Linked DNA regions of Homo sapiens: region 1 is linked to region 2. Evidence: chromatin loops called from intact Hi-C (ENCODE). Cell type or tissue: heart left ventricle. All regions are shown on one strand. Each heading gives the region's core, and the rest is flanking DNA. Links, peaks and the distances in the headings are about the cores only.

Region 1 (16,467 bases), core at 4,704-12,703, 240 kb after region 2:
GAGCTGAAGGGCGTGTCGGCCCGTGGCCTGCGGCACATCATCGACTTCGCCTACAGCGCCGAGGTGACACTGGACCTGGACTGCGTGCAGGACGTGCTGGGCGCGGCCGTGTTCTTGCAGATGCTGCCCGTGGTGGAGCTGTGCGAGGAGTTCCTGAAGGCGGCCATGAGCGTGGAGACCTGCCTCAACATCGGCCAGATGGCCACCACCTTCAGCCTGGCCTCGCTGCGAGAGTCGGTGGATGCCTTCACCTTCCGGCACTTCCTGCAGATCGCCGAGGAGGAGGATTTCCTGCGCCTGCCACTGGAGCGCCTGGTCTTCTTCCTGCAGAGCAACCGGCTGCAGAGCTGTGCCGAGATCGACCTGTTCCGCGCGGCCGTCCGCTGGCTGCAGCATGACCCGGCCCGGCGGCCGCGCGCCAGCCACGTGCTCTGCCACATTCGCTTCCCGCTCATGCAGTCGTCCGAGCTGGTGGACAGCGTGCAGACGCTGGACATCATGGTGGAGGACGTGCTGTGCCGCCAGTATCTGCTGGAGGCCTTCAACTACCAGGTGCTGCCCTTCCGGCAGCACGAGATGCAGTCTCCGCGCACCGCCGTGCGCTCGGATGTGCCCTCGCTCGTCACCTTCGGCGGCACGCCCTACACCGACAGCGACCGCTCGGTCAGCAGCAAGGTCTACCAGCTGCCTGAGCCGGGAGCCCGCCACTTCCGCGAGCTCACGGAGATGGAGGTAGGCTGCAGCCACACGTGCGTGGCCGTGCTGGACAATTTTGTGTACGTGGCCGGGGGGCAGCACCTGCAGTACCGCAGCGGCGAGGGCGCAGTGGACGCCTGCTACCGCTACGACCCCCACCTGAATCGCTGGCTGCGCCTGCAGGCCATGCAGGAAAGCCGCATCCAGTTCCAGCTGAACGTGCTGTGCGGCATGGTGTACGCCACGGGCGGCCGCAACCGAGCCGGCAGCCTGGCCTCCGTGGAGCGGTACTGCCCCCGGCGCAATGAGTGGGGCTACGCCTGCTCGCTGAAGCGCCGTACCTGGGGCCATGCTGGGGCCGCCTCAGGGGGCCGCCTCTACATCTCGGGTGGCTACGGGATCTCAGTGGAGGACAAGAAGGCCCTGCACTGCTACGACCCCGTGGCCGACCAGTGGGAGTTCAAGGCGCCCATGAGCGAACCCCGCGTGCTACACGCCATGGTGGGTGCCGGCGGCCGCATCTATGCCCTCGGGGGCCGCATGGACCACGTGGACCGCTGCTTCGACGTGCTGGCTGTGGAGTACTATGTGCCGGAGACGGACCAGTGGACCAGCGTGAGCCCCATGCGGGCCGGCCAGTCAGAGGCCGGCTGCTGCCTGCTGGAGAGGAAGATCTACATCGTCGGGGGCTACAACTGGCGTCTCAACAACGTCACGGGCATCGTACAGGTGTACAACACGGACACCGACGAGTGGGAGCGGGACCTGCACTTCCCGGAGTCCTTCGCAGGCATAGCCTGCGCCCCCGTCCTGCTGCCCCGGGCCGGGACCAGGAGGTAGCCCCCAAGACCCCCGGGACCCTGGCCTGACCGCATGTTGTCTCCAAGTGGGGCTTGGCGAATGCACGTCTGCCTGAGAACCCCAGTGCCCCCCTTCGCCCGGGCTGCCCTTGAGGGGCCTGCTGCGTTGATAAGCCCCCCTCCCAGGGGTCCCTCCCTCCCTCCTTCCCAAAGCAGATCCTGGCTGCGAGTCCATCCGAGGGAGCCTGCCGGCAAAGCGTCTGACATGTGGTGGCAGCAAATTCGTCCCCGGGGTGGTTTCCTCGCCTGGCCCCCGAGTCCCCACGGGCTGGCGGGTGGAATCCCAGGTCTCCAGGGGGTCCCTGTGCAGCTCCATCTCACTTCTCTACTGCCTCCCAGCCCCACGGTTTCAGGCATTCAGATGTGAGCTCATCAACATTGAACCCAAAGTCGGTGGTATATGACTCACCCTCCTTCCAAGTCTCCTGCGCGCGTGTTTTTAAAATAAACTCACCCGAAACGTCCGTAACACACGGACCTCCAGGAGCAGTGAGAGGTGGCTTAGAAGCCCCTGGTTTGGGGTGGGTGGAGGAGGAGGGCACGTGTCTGCCTCCCCTGGGGTGCCCTCCTTCCCCCATCCCAAGCTGCTGAGGGGAGGCCCTGGTCATGCCTCAGTTCCTGCCTTCATCTGCTTTCCGGAGGAAAAACCATATCAACTCCTAGAAACGCTCCTTAGGGGCTTGGGACCTTCCATTTGGCACTGAGCATCTTGTGGGGCCTTAACTGGCTGAGACATCCCGGCCCTCTACATTTGCCCTGTTGGCCAGGCAGTCCCCTTCCCGCAATTGGAGGGCGACGCTAACTTCAGAATCCCATAGTGGCGCTTGCCGCAGGTCTGGTGGGGTGTCTTTTTTCTCCTCCCTCCTTTCCACCCCTCCGCGCCCTGCCACTCCCTGGCCTGCCCTGTTTTTGGGTCAACATTGCTACGGAGCCAGCAGTGAGGCCTTTCCCTTCAAGGGCTCTGTGGTATCTCTGGCCACATTTGTTCTAATGTCTGAACCTCTAAATCTTTTCTTTTTGATTGGTTTTACTGTTTTTAAGAAGCCAGCACTGCTGTCTCATAGATGGGATTTGTACTCTTGGGGCAACTTAAAGTGTCTCTCTCGCTGCTAACAGACGATTGATGTCTTGTCTCTGTGACCCACTCACCATGTAAAGAATTAACCTCCTATCTTAGCAGACATCGTCTCCTAATATTTCCCTTTATTTAATAAAAATGTTATGGTGAAGAGATGGAGCCGGCCCAGCACTGAGCTTGTGCGGCTTGGGTCTGATTGGTCACAGATTCCTCGTGTGTCCTCCGCGTGTCTGGGGGCTCCTCTCCCCCGCCTCAACCTTTTCCAGCCTTTCAGAGGAGTCGGCAGTGGGCTGGGCTTTGGCTCAGGGGCGCAGAGGCAGCAGGAAGCGTGGCCAGGACTTTCACCCTGGCGTTTTTTGTTGTTGGTTTTTTTGTTTTTTTGAGACGGAGCCTCGCTCTGTCACCCAGGCTGGAGTGCAGTGGCGTGATCTCGGCTCACTGCAACCTCTGCCTCCTGGGTTCAAGCAATTCACCTGCCTCAGCCTCCCAAGTAGCCAGGATTACAGACGCAGACACACACCACCACACCCGGCTAATTTTTGTATTTTTAGTACAGACGGGGTTTCACCATGTTGGCCAGGCTGGCCTTGAACTCTTGACCTCAGGTGATCCACCTGCCTCTGCCTCCCAAAGTGCTGGGATTACAGGTGTGAGCCACCATGCCCGGACCAACCTTGGCACTTTGGAAGAGCCTTCAGCCCCCTATTCTCATCATGGCCGGCCAAACTATGAACTGGGCTGCCCAGAGCAGGCCACTTATCAGTTGCAGGTTAGCAGAGAAAGCCTGATGTTCCCGGACGGCCTTCCCAGAAGGGAGGCCCTGGGATATCACACACACATGGATCTCCATAAGTTGCTGTGCCTGCATGCCTGGCGCTCCTGTGTGGCAGCCATCGGGGCTGGGGTAACACTAGAGGCTGAGGGGGTGGGCAGTGCTAAAATAGGAACATGGTTGGGAACCTAAAAGAAGCCCACACTGTCAGGGGCATCGAGACAAAAGCCGAGTTCCCTGGGGACTTACCAGAACATTCCAGCCCCACCCCCGACCTGAGCTCCCCCAAAGAGAACCCTTCCCCACTGGAGGCATGGCCCCTTCAGGGGAGCAGTGAGAAGCTTTGCCAGCTGCAAGTCCCCTGGATCAGCTCACACCTCAGAACATCTTGTCCCCAGTGAGCTGGCAGGGGCGCCGGCCCAGGGCGGGGGGCGCTGCTGTATCTAACCGGATCGATTGTGCATAACCGTCTAGGCCGGTTCGTGGAATGTTCGTGGGGCCCCCTGCCCCTCCCTCAGCCTCCCCCCGCATCCCCCCAAGAAAGGAAAATTATTTTTCGTATTGTAAACTTTAAACATGAAAAAGCTGTTTTTAATTTAGCAGAAACTGGCTTGAATCTTCACTTTGTGAACGTTTGTGTCCTTCAGAGGCAGAATATGCCTGCGCACACTCGCACATGCTCATGCACACACCTGCACACGCATGCCGCAACACGCACATTCACATGGCCGTGCTCGTGCACGCCTGCACACGCATGCTTGCCCATACCCACGCATTGCAGCGCGTTCACACGCTCACCCGCACACAGTGAAACACAAGCTCACACATATGCACACACACACATATCTGTGCATGCACCCCTGGACCAGCGTAGCCCAATCTGCCTGGCGGCCCAAAGGGGTCTGGAGCCCGGCACCGCCCCGAGCCTGGGGGAAGCCTGTCTACTTCCAGATGCCCTGCCTACTCGCTGAGGCCTGGACGCCGGCTGCAGGAGCCTCCCTTGCACCTGGGCTCAGGCTGTGGGAAAACGCTGTCTCTCGGGACGGTCAGATGCAGGCCCGCAAGAGGGAGGCCAAGTGCGACTTCTGGGGCCTCTCAGCAAGTGAGGGCCAAGGGGGCCTCTGGGGAGCCGTGTGAGGTGGGAATCCGCCCCGGACCTGGCCAGCTTGGAAACCTGCCCCTGGCTCTGTCTCCGAGGAAGCAGCTCCAGCTCGTCCGTTCTCACGGGCCCTGGAGATTCACTTTGCACGGTGCAGCCTCGGACCCTGCTCTTCCTCGGGGCGCCTGACCGTGGATCTCAGCGGCCTGGCGCCTAACACAGAGCCTGGCACCGACGGAGCATAGCTCGAATGTTTGCTGCACAAAGGAGAGGTGCTGGGGCGGGAAGGTGAGGGCAGCCTTCTTCACACTAGTGGCCGTGGGCACCTTCTGTGTGCAAACCCCGGGGAAAGGAGGGCACCAAGCCGTGCTCCACCCCCAGCAAGGCCCCTGCTTTGTTCTCGTCTTCCTGTCGCTCTCATTCTGGTGGCCAGCCGGGCAGCCATTCCTCCCTCCTCACCATCAGATCCCTGATTTGGTGCCAGCAGCAACGTGCCCAGCCTCTGGGGTTAAGATTCAGCTGAGCCGTTCTTGGCAATGCCTTTTGCCGGGGTTGTTTGTAATCTGGGCGTGTTTCCCAGCTCTGGCCAGCAAGCTTGAAGGGGTCGGGTGTTTCTGGACAAGGGAGAGAGAGGCCTTGTTGCCCCCTTCCCTTCCTTACTGCTTCTTATGAGGACACAATGCCAGGGGCTTCTGCAGCCATCTTGTGGCCAGGAGGAGCAAGTTAAGAGAGCACACTCAGGCTGGGCGCAGTGGCTCACACCTGTAATCCCAGAGCTTTAGGAGGCCGAGGCAGGAGGGTTGCTTGAGTCCAAGAGTTCAAGACCAGCCCTGAGTGACATAGTGAGAACTTATCTCTACAAAAAAAAAAAAGCTCGTCAGGGTGACACACGCCTGTAGTCCCAGCCACTCAGGGAGGCTGAAGTGGGAGGATCACCTGAGCCCAGGAGTTCTAGGCTGCAAGGAGCTGTGATTGTACCACTGCACTCCAGCCTGTTTTTCTGAGCCTGGTTTTCCAGCCTTCTCATCACTTCTGTGAGCTACCAAACAATTTTTTTTTTTTTTTTGAGACGGAGTCTACTCTGTTGCCCAGGCTGGAGTGCAATGGCACCATCTCAATTCACTGCAACCTCTGCCTCCTGGGTTCAAGCGATTCTCCTGCTTCAGCCTCCTGAGTAGCTGGGATTACAGGTGCATGCCACTACTCCTGGCTAATTTTTGTATTTTTGGTACAGACGAGGTTTCGCCATGTTGGCCAGGCGGTCTTGAACTCCTGACCTCAAGTGATCTGCCCACCTTGGTCTCTCAAAGTGCTGGGATTACAGGCGTGAGCCACCACGCCTGGGCTTTTTTTTTTTTTTTTTTTTTTAAATAGAGACAGAGTCTCACTATGTTGTCCAGGCGGGTTTTGAACTCCTGGGCTCAAGCAACACTCCTGCCTTGGCCTCCCAAAGTGCCGGGATTAGAGGCATGAGCCACCATACCTAGCCAACCAACCAGTTTTGCAATACACACATTGGCTATTTAAATTGTCCAGGCTGGATGCAGCGGCTCACGCCTGTAATCCCAGCACTTTGGGAGGCTGAGGCAGGCAGATCACTTGAGGTCAGGAGTTCAAGACCAGCCTGGCCAACATGGTGAAACCCTGCCTCTACTAAAAATAGAAAAATTAGCCAGGTGTGGTGATTAATGCCTGTAATCCCAGCTACTCGGGAGGCTGAGGCAGGAGAATTGCTTGAACCTGGGAGGTGGAGGCTGCAGTGAGCCAAAATTGCACCACTGCACTCTAGCCCGGGCAACATAGCAAGACTCCATCTCAAAAAAAATTTAAGTAAATAAATTGTCTAGAGTCAGTTTCTGTTGCTTACAAGTAAAAACCCTGACATGAGATGGGAATACTCCAGCATCTGTCACATTTACATTATAATTTTGGAACTGCTTGGTGACAAGCATATCTGGCCATTAGTGTTTTCTGCAGTGCAGACATTATTTCTCATAACAAGGAGACTGGAGGTCAGAGGTGCCAGGATGTTATGACTGGTGGCCCATGATTTCTGGGAGGGGGCATGACTATGCCTCTCTCTTTCTTTCTTTCTTTATTTTTTTTTGGTTTAGAGACTGTATTCCCAGCACTTTGGGAGGCTGAGGCAGGCAGATCTCTTGAGCTCAGGAGTTGGAGACCAGCAACACAGCAAAACCCTGTCTCTACAAAAAATAGAAGAATTAGCCTGGCATAGTGGCATGCACCTGTAGTCCCAGCTACACAGGAGGGTGAGGTGAGGATAGGTTGAGCCCTGAAGATCAAGGCTGCAGTGAGCTGTGATTGTGCCACTGCACTCCAGCCTGGGTAACACAGTGAGACCCTGTCTCCAAAAAAAAAAAAAAAAGAAAAAAGAAAAAAGTAAACAAGGGAATCAAAGGCGTGAGGCAACTAGGCCTTCAGCTGAAATTATGCCAGAGGACGATCCTGCCACCACTGCAGAATCCAGACGCCTCCGTTGGCACTGCCATCTGCCCTGGGCACTCAGCCACAGCTGCCCCTAGAAAACAGATGGCCCTGCCCCGATGCTGTTTCTCTGTAGCACTTGTGCCTGCATGGAAACATCCCGGAGGCCCAACCAGTATCCCACGCCATTCCCCAGCTGTCCCAGGAGTGGTGAAAGTGAGTACATTCGTGTGTATTAGTCAGCCACTGCTGTGCAACAAACACCCCCAAGTCTCAATGGCATGCAACAATAAGCGTTTGTTTTTCACATGTCTGTGAGTCAGCAGAGGTGGTGTCTGCTCTAGGCGGGCCTCGGCTGGGCAGCTCTGCTTACAGGTGCAAGGATGCAGAGTAGCCCAGAGTCCCTGCTCCACGGGTTCTTGCCTCCTGCTGGAACAGCAGCTAGCCAGGGCACATTTTCCTCCTGCAAGTGTCTGAGGACAAGTGGAATCACGTGAGGCCTCGTAGGGTCTCAGTTCGGGACTCAAACACTATCACATCTGCCCGTAAGTCTTTTTTTTTTTTATTTTGAGATGGAGTCTTGCTCTGTTGCCCAGGCTGGAGTGCAGTGGCACAATCATGGTTCACTGCAGCCTCGACCTCCTGGGCTCAAGTGATACTCCCACCTTAGCCTCCTGACTAGCTAGAACTATACGCTCATGCCACCAAGAGCAGCTTATTCATTTATTTATTTATTTGAGACTGAATCTCGCTCTGTCACCCAGGCTGGAGTGCAGTGGTGCAATCTCGGCTCACAGCAACCTCCACCTCCCAAGATCAAGCGATTCTCTTGCCTCAGCCTCTCGAGTAGCTGGGATTACAGGTATGTGCCACCACACCTGGCTAAGTTTTGTATTTTTAATAGAGACGGGGTTTCGCTTTGTTGGCCAGGCTGGTCTCGAACTCCTGGCCTCAAGTCAACCACCTGCCCTGGCCTCCCAAAGTGCTGGGATTACAGGCATGAGCCACTATGCCTGACCTGCCCATAAGTCTTTGGCCAAGCAAATGACATGGCTGAGCCCCACATCTGGAATGGGGAAGTGTCTTCCACCTGGAAGGAAGAACTGTAGAGGGCAGGGATGCAGGAATAGGTGGGAACCGCGGCCAATAGTTCGATGGGTCACCCTTGGCTTGGGGGCCTCTCTTGTTAGCAGGGTGACCAACTTCCCTCTGTGGGGGGACTCCCCAAACTTGGATGGGGACCCTGATGCTGGCAACCAAAAAGAAAGGCCCGTTCTGCATCTCCTTAGCAGCCACTGCCCCCTGGAGGTCGAGATATCCCTCTTTTTTGTTTGTTTGTTTCAGGTGAGTGGGGGCTGTGAGTGCCCCAGGATCTTGGAAAGCAGGATGGGGGTCTGGATGTAGGGAGGTCAATGGGGCCTTGGCCAAGTTTCAGGGCATGGACACTGTAGGTGTCCCTGGGAGCATGCCCAAGTCTCTCTATGTTGCCCAGGCTGGTTTCAAACTCCTGAGCTCAAGCAGTCCTCCTGCCTCTGCCTCCCAAAGTGCTGAGAATATAGGCACAAGCCAATGCATCCAGCCAACCAACCAGTTTTCCAACACGCACTTCAGCTATCTATCCCTCAGCACAAGTGGCTGGGTCCCTAGACTTGAACCATGGGTCCCCCGCCTGCCCAGTTCCAGCCTCTCACTACCCTCCTTGGCGGCCCACCCCGTCCCACCCTCCATCCACCACTAAAGCCTGGGTGGGAGGACGAGGGGCCTGGGTCCTCCTGTAACCTTATCGTAAGGAGGGGCATCGCTGGCTTCTCTTGGGTCCTTTCCCTCTCTCTTCATGATCAGACCCAGCTTTTGCTTTGCCCTTTAAAAACTCTGTACGATGAGAGCCTCTTTTGGAAGTCAAAGACAGACCAGGGATTGTTTTCCTCTTTGCCTCTCAGCTCCAATGGCCCTAATTCACCTCCACACGACGTGGGTACCCCAAATCGACTAAGATCCCATATAAGGAAGAGCTGAGAAGCAAAGCATGAAAACTAACATGGCGAAGTAGCGTTTTGCTTTCCTAACAGTTGCTGAGTGCTTGGATGAAGCAGGCACTGAGCTAAGTGCTTTCCATGTGTTATCTGTTTCATCTTTCCAAGAGCCTGCTATGAGGAGCACCACTGTCCACATTTAGCAGAGGAGGGCAGTGCGGCTCAGAGAGGTGAAGACAGTTTTCCATTGTCACACAGCTTGACAACTGATAAGTGTTGGACCACACAGAAATGCTCAAGAGTTTCTTGATCTCCCGGGTCAAGCAATTCTCCTTCCTCAGCCTCCCAGGTAGCTGGGTTTACAGGCGTGCACCACCACGCCTAGTTAATGTTTTTTTTGCATTTTTAGTAGAGACGGTGTTTCACCATGTTGGCCAGGCTGGTCTCAAACTCCTGACCTCAGGTGATCCGCCCACCTCAGTCCCCCAAAGTGCTGACATTACAGGTGTGGAGGTGGAGGTTGCAGTGAGCCGAGTTCGCGCCACTGCACTCCAGCCTGGGTGACAGAGCAAGACTCTGTCTTAAAAACGCACAAACGAATGAACAAAAACACATAAGAAATCACGTGTGTCTGTGCCCTTTCCACATTCCACAGGCACACAGGGAACTCTGGCCTGGCCCTGGCCTCTTTGGGAAAGGCGAACATAATCTCAGCTCAATCTACAAGGGATCAGATGAGACCGCACAAACAGCTGCCTTCAGAGAATGGGATGTTTCTGGGTCATGGGAAGAGACGCTGGAGGTCCACTTCAGCTAGACCCTTCAGGAGGGTCTCTCAGAGCAGAGGCCTGCAAGTCGAGAAGGAGCCAGCCACGAAAGCATCTTGGAGGAGCGCAATCCAGGCAGAGGGAACAGCGAAGAGGCCCGTGTGGCTGGAGCGAGAGCCGAGCCGAGCATAAGCATGTGGAGCCGCCAGGAGGAGGGTATTTTTTTTTTATTTGAGATGGAGTCTCACTCTGTCTCCCAGGCTGGAGTGCAATGGTGCGATCTCGGCTCACTGCAACCTCCACCTCCCGGGTTCAAGCGATTCTCCTGCCTCAGCCTCCCGAGTAGCTGGGATTACAGGCACCCACCATCATGCCTAGCTAATTTTCATTTTTTTTTTTTTTTAAGAGACGGGGTTTCACCATGTTGGCCAGGCTGGTCTTGAACTCCTGACCTCAGGTGACCCACCTGCCTCTGCCTCCCAAAGTGCTGGGATTACAGGCATGAGCCACTGCGCCAAGCCTTTAGATTTTTTTTTTTTTTAAGTGCGATGGGAGTGTGGGATCTGCCCTGCTTTGCAAAGCCCGCAGGGCTGCTGTGAGGAGCAGTGTTGGACCACACTGGGTGACAGCAAGTTCCTTTGATGAAGGAAGAAAGTGAAAACCTCAGGGTTGGTTTCTGCCCGGGTCACTGGACACTGAAGCCTCGCCCTTCTCAGGGCTGGGGGTCAGTGGAGCAAGAAGCGGGGCTTGGGCTGCTGTCTGGCCATTGCACAATGAGCGGGCTGGCTGCTTCCTCTGACTCATCACCAGGGTTTAGGATGGATCAAGTTTCATGCCAGGCGGGCCGCGGGGTGAATGGGGGTGAGTAGGAAGAGCAGCAGACTTACTTCTGCACATGCCCAGGATGGCTCCTTGCTGTAACCCCTGCTAGTCCCCAAAATCTTTTCTCTTCCATCTTCCTGTGTCTGGAAACTGGCTTAGTGCAGATATATGTAAGTGATCAGGGTAAGTGGCATTTATGGAGCACCTCTTAGTGAGACACATATTAACATATGTTAACATACTAACATATTAACGTATGTTGACACATACGAATTTCATTTAAAGCCTACAGGGCCAGGTGCAGTGGCTCACGCCTATAATCCTAGCACTTTGCGAAGCCGAGCCAGGAGGATCACTTGAGGTCAGGAGTTCGAAAGCAACCTGGCCAACATGGCAAAACCCCGTCTCTACTAAAAATACAAAAATTAGCCGGGTGTGGTGGCCTACACCTGTAGTCACAGCTACTCAGGAGGCTGAGGCAGGAAAATCGCTTGAGCCTAGGAGGTGAAGGCTGCAGTGAGCCGAGATCTCACCACTGCACGCCAGCCTAGGAGACAGAGCGAAACTCCATCTCAAAAAAAAGAAAAAATTAGCTAGGCGTCGTGGTACACCCCTGTAATCTCAGCTACTCGGGAGGCTGAAGTAGGAGGAGAATTGCTTGAACCAGGGAGGCGGAGGTTGGAAGTTGCAGTGAACAGAGATCGCAACACTGTACTCCAGCTTGGGTAACAGAGCGAAACTGTGTCTCAAAAAAGAAAAAAAAAAAAAGATACATGTAATTGATTAGGGTAAGTGGCATCAATTACGGAGCACTTCTTAGAAGTAAGGCAGTTGACACTTATTAACTTCATTTATTTTATTTATTTATTTATGTATTTTTTTGAGATGGAGTTTCACTTTTGTTGCCCAGGCTGGAGTGCAATGGCGCAATCTTGGCTCACTGCAACCTCCACCTCCTAGGTTCAAGCGATTCTCTTGCCTCAGCCTCCCGAGTAGCTGAGATTACAGGCATGTGCCACCACGCCCGGCTAATATTGTATTTTTAGTAGAGACGGGGTTTCTCCATGTTGGTCAGGCTGGTCTCAAACTCCTGACCTCAGGTGAGCCGCCCGCCTCAGCCTCCCAAAGTGCTGGGATTACAGGCGTGAGCCACCACGCCTGGCTAACTTCATTTAAAGCCTACAAAACTCAGTGTGTGAAAGCAGCTGAGGTCGGCTGTGAGGCCTGAGTTTTGGTGCATAAGTTGCTAGGGCAGCTGCTGTCCCTGCTCTCTGTCTTTATTTCTTCTCTGACCTCACAGGATGCTGTCAAGAACTAGAAGCCGGTCAGGCGTGGTGGCTCACGCCTATAACCCCAGCACTTTGGGATGCCAAGGTGGGAGTATCATCTGAGGTCAGGAGTTCGAGACCAGCCTGGCCAACATGGTGAAACCCCATCTCTACTAAAAATACAAAAATTAGCTGGGCGTAGTGGCGCACGCTTGTAGTCCCAGGTACTCTGGAGGCTGATGCAGGAGAATCACTTGAACCTGGGAGGCGGAGGTTGCAGTGAGCCAAGATCGTACCACTGCACTCTAGCCTGGGAGACCTAGCGAGACTCTGTTTAAAAAAAAAAAAAAAAAAAAAAAGAACTAGAAGCCACATATGTAGCGGGCCCAGTCTCGCATTGGACTCACAGAAGCTGCAGTCTCAGTCAGAACCAGGAACAGAAAAAGGACTTGAAATAGATTTAGGCAGGCCAGGCACGGTGGTGCACACATGTAATCTCAGCACTTTGGGAGGCTGAGGGGGGCGGATCACTTGAGCCCAGGAGTTTGAGACCAGCCTGAGCAACAGGATGAATCCTGTCTCTACAAAAACCACAAAACATTAGCCAGGCATGATGATGCACACCTGTAGTCCCAGCTACCTGGAAGGCTGAGGTGGGGGGATCACCTGAGCCTAAGGGTTGGGGCTTCAGTGAGCATGATCATGCCACTGCACTCCAGCCTGGGCAACAAAGTGAGACCCTGTCTGAAAAAACAAACAAACAAACAAACAAGAAAACAAATAGACAAGCACAAAAGGGAATAAATTTTTGGCCTACATAACTTAAAAGGCAGGTGAGTCTAGCTTCAGGAATGGCTGGATCCAGAAGCTCAGGCTGGAGTACAGTAATGTGATCTCGGCTCACTGCAACCTCTGCCTCCTGGATTCAAGCTGTTCTCCTGCCTCAGCCTCCCAAGTAGCTGGGATTAGAGGCATGTGCCACCATGCCCAGCTAATTTTGTATTTTTAGTAGAGATGGAGTTTCCCTATGTTGGTCAGGCTGGTCTCAAGCTCCTGACCTCAAGTGATCCACCCACCTTGGCCTCCCAAAGTGCTGGGATTACAGTTGTGAGCCACCGTGCCAGGCCTGGTTCTGTTTTCCTCTGTGTGGGTCCACTCTTTTGGCCCAGCTGAACTAATCTTTTGTTTTTTTTTGAGACAAAGTCTCCCTCTGTTGCCCAGGCTAGAGTGAAGTGGCGCTATCTTGGCTCACTGCAACCTCCACCTCCTGGGTTCAAGTGATTTTCCTGCCTCAGCCTCCCCAGCAGCTGGAATTACAGGCGTGTGCCACCGCGTCTGGCTAATTTTTTTTGTATTTTTAGTCGAGATGGGGTTTCACCATGTTGGCCAGTCTGGTCTCAAACTCCTGACCTCAGGTGTTCTGCCCGCCTCTGCCTCCAAAAGTGTAGGGATTACAGTCATGACCCAGCGCCCAGCCTGTTTTTTGTTTGTTTGTTTGTTTGTTTGTTTGAGACAGGGTCTTGCTCTGTCACCCAGGCTGGAGTGCAGTGCATTATCATAGCTCACTGCAGCCTCCATCTCCCAGGCTCAAGCAATCCTCCTGTCTCAGCCTCCTGAGTAGCTGGGATTATAAGCAGGCATCACCACGCGCAGGTAATTTTTTTATTTTTAGTGGAGATTAAATCTCGCTATGTTGCCCAGGCTGGTCTCAAGCTCCTGGGCTCAAATGATCCTCCTGCCTCGGCCTCCCAAGTTCTGGGATTACAGGCATGAGCCACAACACCCAGCCTGGCCTGAACCAATCTTGATGGCCAGCACAATGGGCTATGCTGATTGGCCAAGACTTCCACCTTAGGGAGGGGTGTTTGTGTGGTGGGAGAGTGGTGAGACCAGCCATTCACATCTCACAGACTGAAAGTCAGAACCAGTGTTCCCCAAATAAGGGTTGTTGACACTAAAAAGTTGAGGGAGTGGGTGGGGTTGAGAGAAGGAATATGCTTGTTAGGCAAAAAGTATAGGAGCTTACCAAAGTGCGCAAAATCATATCAAGAAGGAAGATGGCCGGGTGCGGTGGCTCATGTCTGTAATCCCAGCACTTTGGGAGGCTGAGGCGGGCGGATCACCTGAGGTCAGAAGTTCAAGACCAGCCTGGCCAACACGGTGAAACCCTGTCTCTACTAAAAATACAAAAAGTAGCCGGGTGTGGTGGTGGGTTCCTGTAATTCCAGCTACTTGGGAGGCTGAGGCAGGAGAATCACTTAAACCCCAGAGGCAGAGGTTGCAGTGAGCTGAGTCTGTGCCACTGCACTCCAGCCTGGGAAACAGAGACTCCGTCTCAAAAAAAAAAAAAAAAAAAAAATCCCATAAAAATTAGCTGAGCATCATGGTGCATGCCTGTAATCCCAGCTACTTGGGAGGCTGAGGTAGGAGAATCGCTTGAACCTGAGAGGCAGAGATTGCAGTGAGCCAAGGTTGCGCCACTGCACTCTAGCCTGGGCGACAGAGTGAGACTCTGTCTCAAAACAAAGATAAAGTAGGGCAGTGGCAATATCCAAGGCATTCTAAATGAAAATCGATATATATATATATATATTTAACATGAGCATTTTATTACCTGTTGTAAAGCATGAATCAAAGCATGTTTGGAAGATGTCAGCATCCCCTCCAGCCATCCTCAGTCCAATAAAATGTGTGCTTGTTGTGCCATTAGAGCCATCATCAATTCCCCCAGCTGACCTTCCTAGCTTCCACCCAGCCCATACTCTGAAATCCCTGCAGCCTCCTGAATATAAACTTTCAATATTGGTGGTTGGGGGTCCCTCTCTTGAGGGAGGGAGGGTTAGAGTCCCTCCTGCTTCCCTGGCTTACCACTCTGCCATCGGGGGAGTCTCTGCTCCTTCCTTCACTGCTGAGTCTTGATGGGATTTCTGGACCCTTCTGTTAGCACCTTGTTGCAAAATAGAGATCCTTGAACAAGACTGGACTGGAGAAGTATGCAGAGGGAAGGCTGAAGCTCTGTAACTCCAGTTCTTTGGGCTCAGGTATCCAGAGAATAGCAATATGCCCATTGCAAGGGAATGGGAAAAAGTAGTCGTCGGCTGGACATGGTGGCTCACGCCTGTAATCCCAGCACTTAGGGAGGGCGAGGCGGGTGGATCACCTGCTGTCAGGAGTTCAAGACCAGCCTGGCCAACATGGTCTTTAGTCTCTACTGAAAATAAAAAAATTAGCTGGGCGTGGTGGCGCCTGCCTGTAATCCTAGCTACTGGAGAGGCTGAGGCAGGAGAATGGCTTGAACCTGGGAGGAGGAGGTTGCAGTGAGCCGAGATCGCACCACTGCATTCCAGTCTGGGCGACAAGGGCAAAACTCGGTCTCAAGGGAAAAAAAAAAAAAAAAAAGAAAGTCGTTAAGGGCAACAGCTAGGTTTATGGACTGAGAGAGCCGATTGCAGGGTTCAGGTCTTAGCTAAGATAACTTTCCGCCTCCCTGTCTGTGGTGGCTGCAGGAGCCTCCCTCCCTAATGTTCTGTGGCTGGCCACTGGTCTTATTTACCGCATCACATTTACCTCCATCTGAAAAGTTCTTGGTTATTTGTGTGCTATGTCTGCCCCCTCTCTGACTGTACACTCCATAAGGGCAGGGATCACCTCTGCTTGTTCACGCCTGTACTCCAGTTTGCCTGGCACATAGTAGGTGCTCAGTAAATATTCCTTGAATGAATGAATGCATGAGTGACCAACGCCCTAGTCTGTTTTCAGAGCTCTTAGTCCAAACCCAGGTTCAACTTGGGGTGCCACCAATCCTTGCGGGGGGGGGTGCCTGGCCCCACCCTTGTGAATTGGGAGGATCTGGGTCAGGCCGTCTCCCTCTTGGGGGCTCCAGTGCCCCAGCCGATCCGCGGTCCTTGTCCAACAGCCCAGAGGCCGCTGTCCAGCGGGCCAGGAGGCGGATCACTGCGTCGGCGTTGAAATTTCCACTCGCGCTCCACCGCCCTTCCCGCGGGCCCCGAGCGCGCGCCTGGGCGCGCGCATGCGCCTTCGCCCCCGCGCCGCGCGCCGCTCCTGTGCGCCTGCGCCGCGCTCACGACCGCCGGCGCGCCTGCGCACTGCTCGCCGCCCGTGGGCCCAGCCGGCGCTTGCGCGGTGGCACGGGCGAGTGGGGGGGCGAGGAGGTGGAGGAGGAGGAGGAGGAGGAGGAGGTGGCGGCGAGAAGATGGCGACTTCGAACAATCCGCGGAAATTCAGCGAGAAGATCGCGCTGCACAATCAGAAGCAGGCGGAGGAGACGGCGGCCTTCGAGGAGGTCATGAAGGACCTGAGCCTGACGCGGGCCGCGCGGGTAAGGGGGCTGCCCGCGCCGACCCTTCAGGGCCGGCGGAGGGAGGGAGGGGGCGCGTGTCCGGCGCGTGCACGGGGCGGGGTGGGGGGGGGCGCGGCGGGGGCGGGGCGCGCGCGGCGGGGGCGGGGCTTGGCACGGCCCGAGGGGGACAGGTGTCCCCACGCCCCGGGCGTCGTGGGCGGGACAGGTGACCCCACAAAATCCATACCTGATGGGGTACAGGTGCCCTGCATCACTGCTCCCCGGAGGAGACAGGGGCCTCTATATCATTACTACTAGGAGGGAACAGGTGCTAGTACCTCGTCGTTACCTGACAGGGGACAGGTGTCCCTACATCATTGTTACCCG
Region 2 (8,752 bases), core at 670-8,669:
ATGGTCTGTGGGTACAAGGGAAGCCCCAGCAGCTGCAGGCCCTGCGGCCCCACAAGCCAGGTGCTCGCGGCCCAGGCCCCCTTCCTGCACTCGGCAGCTCCCTAGGCCCACGCACCTTGAGGCCGGAGCCAATGAGGAAGTCCACAAGCACGGACTTGACTTTGGTCTGGCCTGACTTGAAGTCATCTCCGCCCACAAAAACCCGGTGCTGCCACGCGAGCTCAAGAGCTCCGGGCACCAGGGTGTTCTGCGGAGACCCATTGAGGAAGGCACAGCCCTCCAGGATGCTGGCCACGGCGAAGAGCGTGGAGGGCGACACCTCCAGACCGAGCTGTGGGCAAGGCGGGCAGTCAGCACAGAGCTGTGTCTGTGACTGGCCCTGCCTGACCCGCTCCACCCGGGCGTTCGCCCACCTCAATGGTGCGCAGCAGGTTCTCGGCTGTGTCGTTGAGGCCTGGAATCACCTCACAGAAGCGCTCCGTGTTCGCCGTCCACAGCACTATGACTTTGTCCAGCCCCGCGCTAGACCGGAAGTCTCGGATGTCCCTGCGGATCTGCTCCAGCTGTGGGTTGGATGGTGAGGGTGTGGGGAGGATGGAGAGGGTGTAGGGAAGTTGGTTGTACATACTCTCGGACTCACAGAGGCCTGGGCTACTCAGTTCCCCGGGTGTCAAGTGAGGCCTGGATTCGCGGGGTGGGGCAAAAAGAGGGAACCAAGTGGCGAAGAACAGGTGGCAGGAAGCAAGGGATGCGGGATGGGACAGCACCTGCTGCGCACGCGAGCCTGGGATGAGGTTGTCCGCGCGCGCGCTCTGGTTGGCCGCGATGAATTCGGGGATGTAAACAGAAGGCCGGGGCCGCAGGGCCTCCATGTGCGGCCACAGTTGCTCCTGCAGCCCCCAGTCCAGCACCTTCGCGCGCCGCATCGCCTCGGCCAGGTTCAGCGACGAGATGTCCCAGCCTGGGGGGACCCTCACACTCGGCCCTGCCCGGATCCTGGGCCCCTCCAGACCCCATCTCCCATCCCGCCCCACCCCGGCCCAGGGCTCCGCCCACCATCGAACACGAGGTCGTTGGGCGCCACCATGGGCAGCACCGCGCTGAAGGGTACGAACACCTCCTGGCCCTCGGCGTCCAGGCCCAGGCTCACGGTGCCCGCCTGAGTCAGCGAGCCGTAGTAGTTGGCCTCCTGGGGGTCAGCAGACACGGCGAGGTGACGGGTGGGAGTGGTGAAAGGGCCGCGACCCGGCCTGGGCCCCACCTAGACTCTCAAGCCCCGCCCCACTTTCGGGCATTTTTCAGTTCCAGGCTCACAGCCAGGACGGAAGCCGCTGCCCCCAGGCCCCTCCCCTGAGACCTCCGGCACCTTAAGCTCCGCCCCTGTAAGACTCCCGAGGAGTCCCCGCTACCTCGCGAAACCCTTCCACGGGGTCCGCCTGCAGCCAGGCCCCGCCCCCTGCAAGCCCTCCCGCCCCACAGAGCTTCGCCCCCTGCAGGTCCCTCGCCCACTACAGGCCTCCAGACCCGGGCAGGTCCCTCGCCCCTGCAGCCCCTCGCCCCGCGGAACCCCACCCCCTACAGCCCCCCTGGTCCCGCAGAGCCCCGCCCCCTGCAGGCTCCCGCCCCCGCCCGCAAGGACTCCCACCAAGCCTCCCTACCCACCACGCCCCTCCCGCCCCCACCTTGCGGCCGCTGCGCGTGGGCCAGGACAAACGCAGTCGATTGGCCAGCACCGCGGCGGTGAGTGTGGAGCCGTTGTTCCCGCCCCAGCCGACAAGCATGACCCCGAGCCGGGGCACCTGCCGGGCGGTCCGGAAGGTGAAGCGCGTGGACGTGGGGTGCACCTGAAGACAGGCCGCGCAGTGAATCCCGGGTCCCGTGCCCTTCTCCCCGAGCCGCCCCGCTCTCCCCAGCACGCCTCCTTCCTCAGCCCCCTGGTCCACCTTGAGAACGCCACCCTCGCGGCTGACGCGCGTCGTCCGGTACTCGTATTGCGCCTCGATGGCCTCGGGGCCGTAGACCACGTCCGGGCTCTCGACGAAGAACTGGGCGGCGGCCTCCATCGCGGCGGGCTGGGGGCCCGGGGTGAGCAGGGGGTCAGCGGGGACTCTAAGCGGCCGGGGCCAAGCCAGCCTGGGTCCCCACGGAGGCCGTCCCTGCCCCGAACCGCACTCACCGGCGCAGAGTCGACTCAGGCAGCGGCGGCGGACAGCGCGGGCTCTCGGGCGCGCGACCTCCGGAGAAAAGCGCTGCGGCCCCTCCCCCGCCCCGCCCCCTTCCCCGCCTCTCCCGCGCTGGGAGGGAGGGGCCCAACGTCTGGAGACCCGGTTCGAGGCCCGACAACCCAGAGCCACCGTGGCCATCGGGTCCCCGCCTGGCGGAAGTGGCCAGGCGTCCACGAGCGCGGCGCGTATAGGTTCACCTCGCTCGCTCCGCAGCCCCCAGGGGCTCATGGCTGCCTATCCCCCCTTTACAAGAGGACAATGAGGCTACACATGAGCCCAGCCACAAGCCAGGGGGTGGAGCTGGGCAGGGAAGCTGGGCCTCCGGGGGGGTAGGTAGGGGGTCTGGGTCAGAGACACTGCAGGGGAAACAGGCAGAGGACCAGAACTCCAAAGCCAGAATCTCCTCGGAGCCACACTGCCACCTACTCCCCCTTCGTGGGCAGCAGCACCTACCAGGCAGTCCCATCCCCTGGCTCCCCATGTCCGCCCCCATCCATCTCGGGGGACAAAGTCACTCTGTCCCCACGGGGCTCACAAGGATGGGGCCTGTTTGGCCTGTTTCCCCACCTGCAGCAGGAGGGCTTGGCAGGAGTGGGCCGGAGCGGGAGGCTGTTCGCTGGAAAGGGGAGGGGACGCACAGGCGGGCAGGGCCGAGGCAGGGGAGGAATGAGGCCTGCACTGCAGGGCGCCCCCCTCATGCGCGCTGATAAGGGAGCGTGGGAACCCAGCGGGCAGGCCGGGGCAGCTCCCCCAGGAACTTTCCAAAACAAGCGCCTGGAGGCCGGAAAGTTTCCACCACTGGAGCTGGCCCAAAAGGTGGATAGTTGGGAACGTTTGCAAGAGACAGGGCCTGACCTTGGAGGATGAGGGCTTAAGACTCTGGGTCCAGGCCTCACCCTGAAGGGGCCCCAGTCTGAGGGAGTTGGAAGTGGACTGGGACACCCCCGCCCCAGTGGGTGGGAACTCACAGGCAGGGCCCCTGCAAGACAGGCTCCCCAGATGAGGGGGCTGCTGGCAAGGGTTTTGAGACATGAAGAGGAGTTCACTGAAAGAAAACTACAGGCCAAGCCACCTGAGCCACCCAGACAGGGCAGATGAAAAATTGGCTACGTGGGAGGCAGTTTGGGGTCTTGGGCAGACCCTGAGGGCTGGGGATAGGGAGTGTGAAAGAGTATTTGGTGTTTGTTCCTGGTTCTTGGTTAGACATTGAGCTCAATCACCAGTGGCCAACGATTTAATCAATCACATATATGCAAATGAGACAGTTGGGGCTCAGAACACAGAAACTCCCCTCAGCCTCAAGTTATGGGGCCTTGGCCTGCCCCGCGCTTTGAGCAGGGCATCGGAAAGCTCAGAATCGAGTCTCTCCGACCTTCTCCTGCCCTCCTGCCTCTAGCCCCTTTCTCCCCTGGAAACCATAGAAACCAGAATTCCTCTTCCCCAAGGCAGGTCAGAGACACTGGAGCCCTTCTCCCCTTAAAACAAAAAAAAAGCCACAAAGCCGGCAAAGGTCACTCTCTGCCTGCTCCCTTGAAGACCCTCATTCCGGGAGGGTCCTGCCCATACCCTGGAGGAAGGAATGCTACCCAGAGTCTAGGAAGTCTGGGCAGGCTGGCCCCCCTCCCCCACCCAGTCTGCTCCCTTTAAGATCTACAGTGTTTCAACACATTGATACACATTCTTCATAGAACCTAAGCCGAAAAATAGGCAGTCAGCCAGGCACGGTGGCTCATGCCTGTAATCCTAGCACTTTGGGAGGTCAAAGCGGGCGCATCGCTTGAGCCCAGGAGTTTGAGACCAGCCTGGGCAACACGGGGAAACCCCGTCTCAATACAAACAAACAAACAAAAAATAGCCGGGCTTGGTGGCGCACACCTGTAGTCCAGCTGCGTGGGAGGCTGAGGTGGGAGGATCACCTAAGCTCAGGAGGTGTAGGCTGCAGTGAGCCATGATTGTACCACTGCACTCCAGCCTGGGCAACAGAGTAATACCCTGTCTCAAAAAAAAAATGGGGTTTAGGGGAAAATATGGAGGGGCTGGGAGGGTGGCATGCCTGGAAAAGGCATGGAAGCTTCACGGCCCGCCCATACCTTGCCCTGTGCGCCTCCTCCATTTGGCTGTGAGCATTTTCCGGAGTTCTGTGAGCTGTTCCAGCAATTATCAAACCTGAAGTGGGGTCATGGGAACTCGCAATTTATTAGCCTGCTTGCCAGAAGTATAGGTGGCATCTGACACAGGTGCAGCCCTGTGGGACTGACCCCCATAACTTGTGGAGTCCGATACCATCTCTGGGAATGGAACTGTTGGACATCCTGTAGGTACTGGAGGATCAGAGAATCGGGGAGTTTGTGCCTCGAGGCGACACGTGATTCAGGAACCTGTGTAGTTGAGAGACATGAGGAAGGTCCCAAGACCCAGCCCCGGGGAGCCTGTGTTCACAGGGCCACCTGTAGAGGGTGCCGGAGGATGGGAGCTGGCACAGGGCAGCTGGAGGGAATCGGCATAGAGGCTGGGCTGCTTCCACTCCCAGCAGTTGACAAGGCCGAAGGAGGGGGTTTGGCCCCTACAGTCAGGCCTGGGTGTGCTGAAGTCGGTGGTGAGATGCACTGTTATTCCCCAGCAAAGTGTGGGCTCCCTGAAGGCAGGGATGAGGCTGAGTCACTGCTGTGTTGCAGAGCCCAGGTGGAGCTTGGTACAGGAGGGGGCTGCAGGAACAGGGGTGCCCGTTGAAAGAGGACAATTGGGGCCCCTGGCAGGTGGCAGGAGAGGGTTTAACAGCTCTGAGCCCCTCTCTACCAGGGTGCCCAGGTCATGAGGGTGGGAAGGCTCTCCTGAATATCCGGGGCACTAGACTGATGGCATCCATGGCTCAGGAAGGTCAGGGGACTGACTGTGGCCTCTGCAGGCTGCGGGGGTGATGGCCAGAGTATTGCTGGGCAGTTGGCTTAGGGCTGGCGTTGGAGGGCCGGGGGAGGCAGGACCGTGAGCTGCAGGAGGTTGGTGTTGGCCCTGGGATGTTGGGACAGAGATGTTATCCTGGGAGAACAGCGTGGCCAGGCTATGCTGGGAGCAGGGTACACGCTGCCCCACTGGGCTGCATGACTTCCCCTCCCGCGCCCCTCAGATTCCTGGGTGGCCTTAGAACTTGGGCCAAGGCCACGGACGGGCAGGGAGGCCAGGCCCCCCCCACAGCTGCAGGCCCAGGACCTTTGCCCACGGTCCTATTCTTCGGTGTTATCGCTTACTAAATGCACCCCTTCTTGTCCTTGGCTGGCAGGTTGAGTGTTATGTTCTCCATGGCCCCTGGCTCGTTCCACCTGCACCACCGCCGCTCCCGTCAGGCCTTTTCCCCATCCCCACTAGTGGCACAGGGGATGCCCCTGCCCCAGTGTGGGAAGAACAGGTAATATTACCGTTACCTGCTGCTGCTTTCATCAGAGGGAGACAGTCACAGCTGGTTTCCCCCACCCCCAGCCCCACTCCTGTAGCCTTTGGTGCCACAGGGGGCCAAGGAATCCCAATGCTGGGTTCAGCCCACCCTATCCACACCAGAGGGTACTGCTGTGCTCACACACCTGCTATGGCTCCCTATCCCTCCGCCCTGACCCAGCCTGCCCCCACCCCCGCGCTCCCCGTCACCTACAGGGCCCTCTGATTTGGTCCTTTCTCAGGCAACGGCTCAGGTAGGCTGCAAACTCTGCCTTCTTATCTGGTCCCAGCCAGAGCCCCTGAACAACCCTTTCTCATCATTATGGCGGCCCCAGGTCACATCACCTCCTGATGCCAGCCCACCCCCAACCACAGGACAGGGACAGCCACCACAGAAACCAGGCTGTGACACACCCACACACTACACACACACCCACACCCCAACACACACCACACACCCAACACACACACCCCCAACACACACCACACCCTCACACCACACACACACCTACACACCCCAACACACACCACACACCACCCAACACACACCACACCCTCACACCCCAACACACACCACACATCCGGTCAACACACACCAACACACACCACACCCACACCAACACACCCCAACACACACCACACCCACACACCCCAACACACACCCACCCTCAACACATCCCCAACACACCACACACACCCCACACCACACACCCCAACACACACCACACCCTCATACCACACACCCAGATACACCACATCCACACACCACACCCCAACACACACCCACATCCCAACACATACCACATCCCAACAAACACCACATCCTCACCACACACATCCCCAACACACACCACACACCCCACACCCCAACACACACCACACACAACACACCCACACATACAACACACACACCCTAACACATCACACACACTACACACCCACACACAACATCCAACACACACCGACACAGATATACTACACACCCACACACCCCAACACACACCACACACACATACACACCATACACCACACACACAGATACACCAACACCCACACACCACACACACCAGCCAGGCAGCCTGGGCTGCCAGGTTCAGTTCAGTGAAATTTATTGGAGAATGAAAAAAGTCAGCATTCACCTGTTTAGTGTACAAAAAGGACACTAGATCTTTTAAGAAAATATCAGGAAACTGAAGACGCAGATAGATGCCTTTCAATTGTAACATTTTGGCAAAAGTGGAAAGTTCTTGTAAACACCAACCCCATGGCTCAAAATAGTTTTTCTCCACAGTACAACATTAAAAGAAAAAAAAATAGTATCAATAAGTTAGACCATATTTAATCAGCTAGAACTTTGTCCACCAACCCCCAAAACACAAAACTTTTCTTAGCTTCATAATTCCTTAAAAGGAGAACAAATAAACAACAAAAACAACAACAACAACAAAAAGGCAAATTCAACTGACAGCCCCTTGGACTGGTTCCCAGGGCAGAGGGGCGGGCAGTCCCGGGCTGGGACCTCCTGAAATCATCCCACCTCACCGGTGTCTGCAGGGCTGCCTGCGGGCGACACAGCAAGGTCCAGCTGACTCTGGAGGCCTCCTGGAGCCTGCTCGGCCCTTCCCCGGCCCGGCCCGGCCCAAAGAGAAAAACAACAACAGCTATTGAAACATGAAGGATCAGTTTCCTCGGAGCTCTGGGAACCCGGGGGTCCCAAAGGAGAGAGACTCTCGGGCAGGGGTGGGATACACTGTGGGCCCTCCACAGTCAGCTCTTTGGAAGCTGTCAGGAGGCACCCCTCCACCCCCCAGTTTAGAAAAATAGACATCTGTATTTTTGCATTTCTGTTCTCCCTGCCTGACTGCTGATGGCAGCAGTGACCCCCATGTGATCCCTGGGCCCTGAGTCACAGCCGCCATCCACCCCCCACCACCTTTCCAAGTCATGGCTTCATTCAGCCCTAAATGGGAACACACGCCTCAGACCCCACCATGCCCTGGGGGGTCCCCACATACGCACACTCACACACCCACACTTGCGTGGCCCCCCGATGCTTTGGGGGACACTAGACTAGGCACAGCAACAGAGCAGCAATTGGGGTGTCTGCAGAGCCTGCACCCCCAGAGCAGGCAGACCCATCCTCCTGGCTCCCCAGCTCTGCCCATGGGTCCCTGGGGCCTCCCTGACCCCATGGCGCCCAGCCCTCCATCAGCCCCTCCCTGAGTGCAAACCTTGGCGGTGGCTCTGCTAAGACGACCCCAGGACCCACAAGTGGACAGAGGGACGGAGGGAGGCCAGCAGCATCGAGACCACAAGGTCTCAACAGTGTGGAATGAGCAGCAGCAGCAACAAATGGGAAACCGAGGACATCGCAAAGAAAAGTCTGACGCCGCTGCGGCCGAGTCTCAACTTGGAGCACAGAAACACAGTGGCCCCCGACAGCTGAGGGCCTGAAATAGCAGGGCAGGCCTGGGGGCGCTGAAAGCCCTCTGCCCCCTTGGCTCTGAGCAGCTGTCTGGGGGCACCAGCTGGAGTTCTCAAAATAGCCACCTGGGCCACCCTGTTTGCTTGCTGGAGCAGAGACCCTGCCCAAGGAGGAGAGGCTGGGGAAAGGGGTGCCTAAACGTAGAGCCAGAGACCAGCAGAGGCCACCTGCCCATTCCCCACGCCCTCAGAACGCAGCTGCACCTTTCGACGACCTCTGTAATACTGCAGGCAGGACCCAGGGCAGCGGCTAGACCCTGGGTGTCCGAGGAGAGGGAGGCACAGGTTTAGAAAAAAGATTTTGCTTCTCTTTTGTACAAAAATAGACTCAAGTCTCATTAGCAGTAGCTAAAAGTGGCTGTCTTTGTATAAAACTAGAAAAGGCAGGCGCGCCACCCCAAGGGCCTAGGAGTCTTCTGGCGAGACAGGAGGCTGAACCCCGGAGGCTGCAGCCAGGGAGGAGGCAGTGGGCTTCCTGGGGAGCCCATCATAAGCAGGGACTGCTCAGGAAGCGCAGGGAGGGCCGAGGTGGGCTTGCAGCCACCCGCCAGGGCCAGACGTCTGCAGGGGCTGCCCTGAAAGCCGGCGGTGCTGGCTCAGATGAGCATCTTCCT

What was found. Hi-C counts contacts between places; a loop is a spot of excess contacts. Peaks named below come from ENCODE experiments on the same cell type or tissue, not always from the same donor. Only the 100,000 strongest peaks of a DNase experiment are listed, where the experiment ranks them.
Region 1: a loop joins it to region 2, with 2.5 times the contacts of the local background. A loop is called at or near these places in 24 of 110 quality-filtered maps.

Annotation. Positions count from the first base shown.
Region 1 is chr19:18,667,710-18,684,176 of GRCh38, forward strand. It overlaps KLHL26 (kelch like family member 26), which reads left to right. Exons shown (of 3, transcript NM_018316.3): 3 at 1-4,012. The coding sequence ends at 1,536. CRTC1 (CREB regulated transcription coactivator 1) reads left to right here and starts at 15,971. Exons shown (of 14, transcript NM_015321.3): 1 at 15,971-16,119. The coding sequence starts at 15,994. RefSeq lists enhancers at 4,670-5,404, 15,361-15,660 and a silencer at 15,871-15,960. In heart left ventricle, for the core only: CTCF peaks have their summits at 5,189 (motif pointing left) and 8,244 (motif pointing left); a DNase peak (open chromatin) is centred at 10,502; H3K27ac peaks cover 303 bases.
Region 2 is chr19:18,435,917-18,444,668 of GRCh38, forward strand. It overlaps ISYNA1 (inositol-3-phosphate synthase 1), which reads right to left and starts at 2,217. Exons shown (of 11, transcript NM_016368.5): 1 at 2,177-2,217; 2 at 1,944-2,072; 3 at 1,683-1,844; 4 at 1,057-1,189; 5 at 768-961; 6 at 414-563; 7 at 116-331; 8 at 1-5. The coding sequence starts at 2,063. It overlaps ELL (elongation factor for RNA polymerase II), which reads right to left. Exons shown (of 12, transcript NM_006532.4): 12 at 6,747-8,752. RefSeq lists enhancers at 1-514, 1,442-2,429, 2,430-3,416, 4,762-4,881, 5,042-5,101 and silencers at 1,455-1,594, 2,075-2,294, 5,895-5,944. In heart left ventricle, for the core only: CTCF peaks have their summits at 1,409 and 4,685 (motif pointing right); DNase peaks (open chromatin) are centred at 1,335, 1,694, 2,265 and 2,914; H3K4me3 peaks cover 2,242 bases; H3K27ac peaks cover 2,598 bases.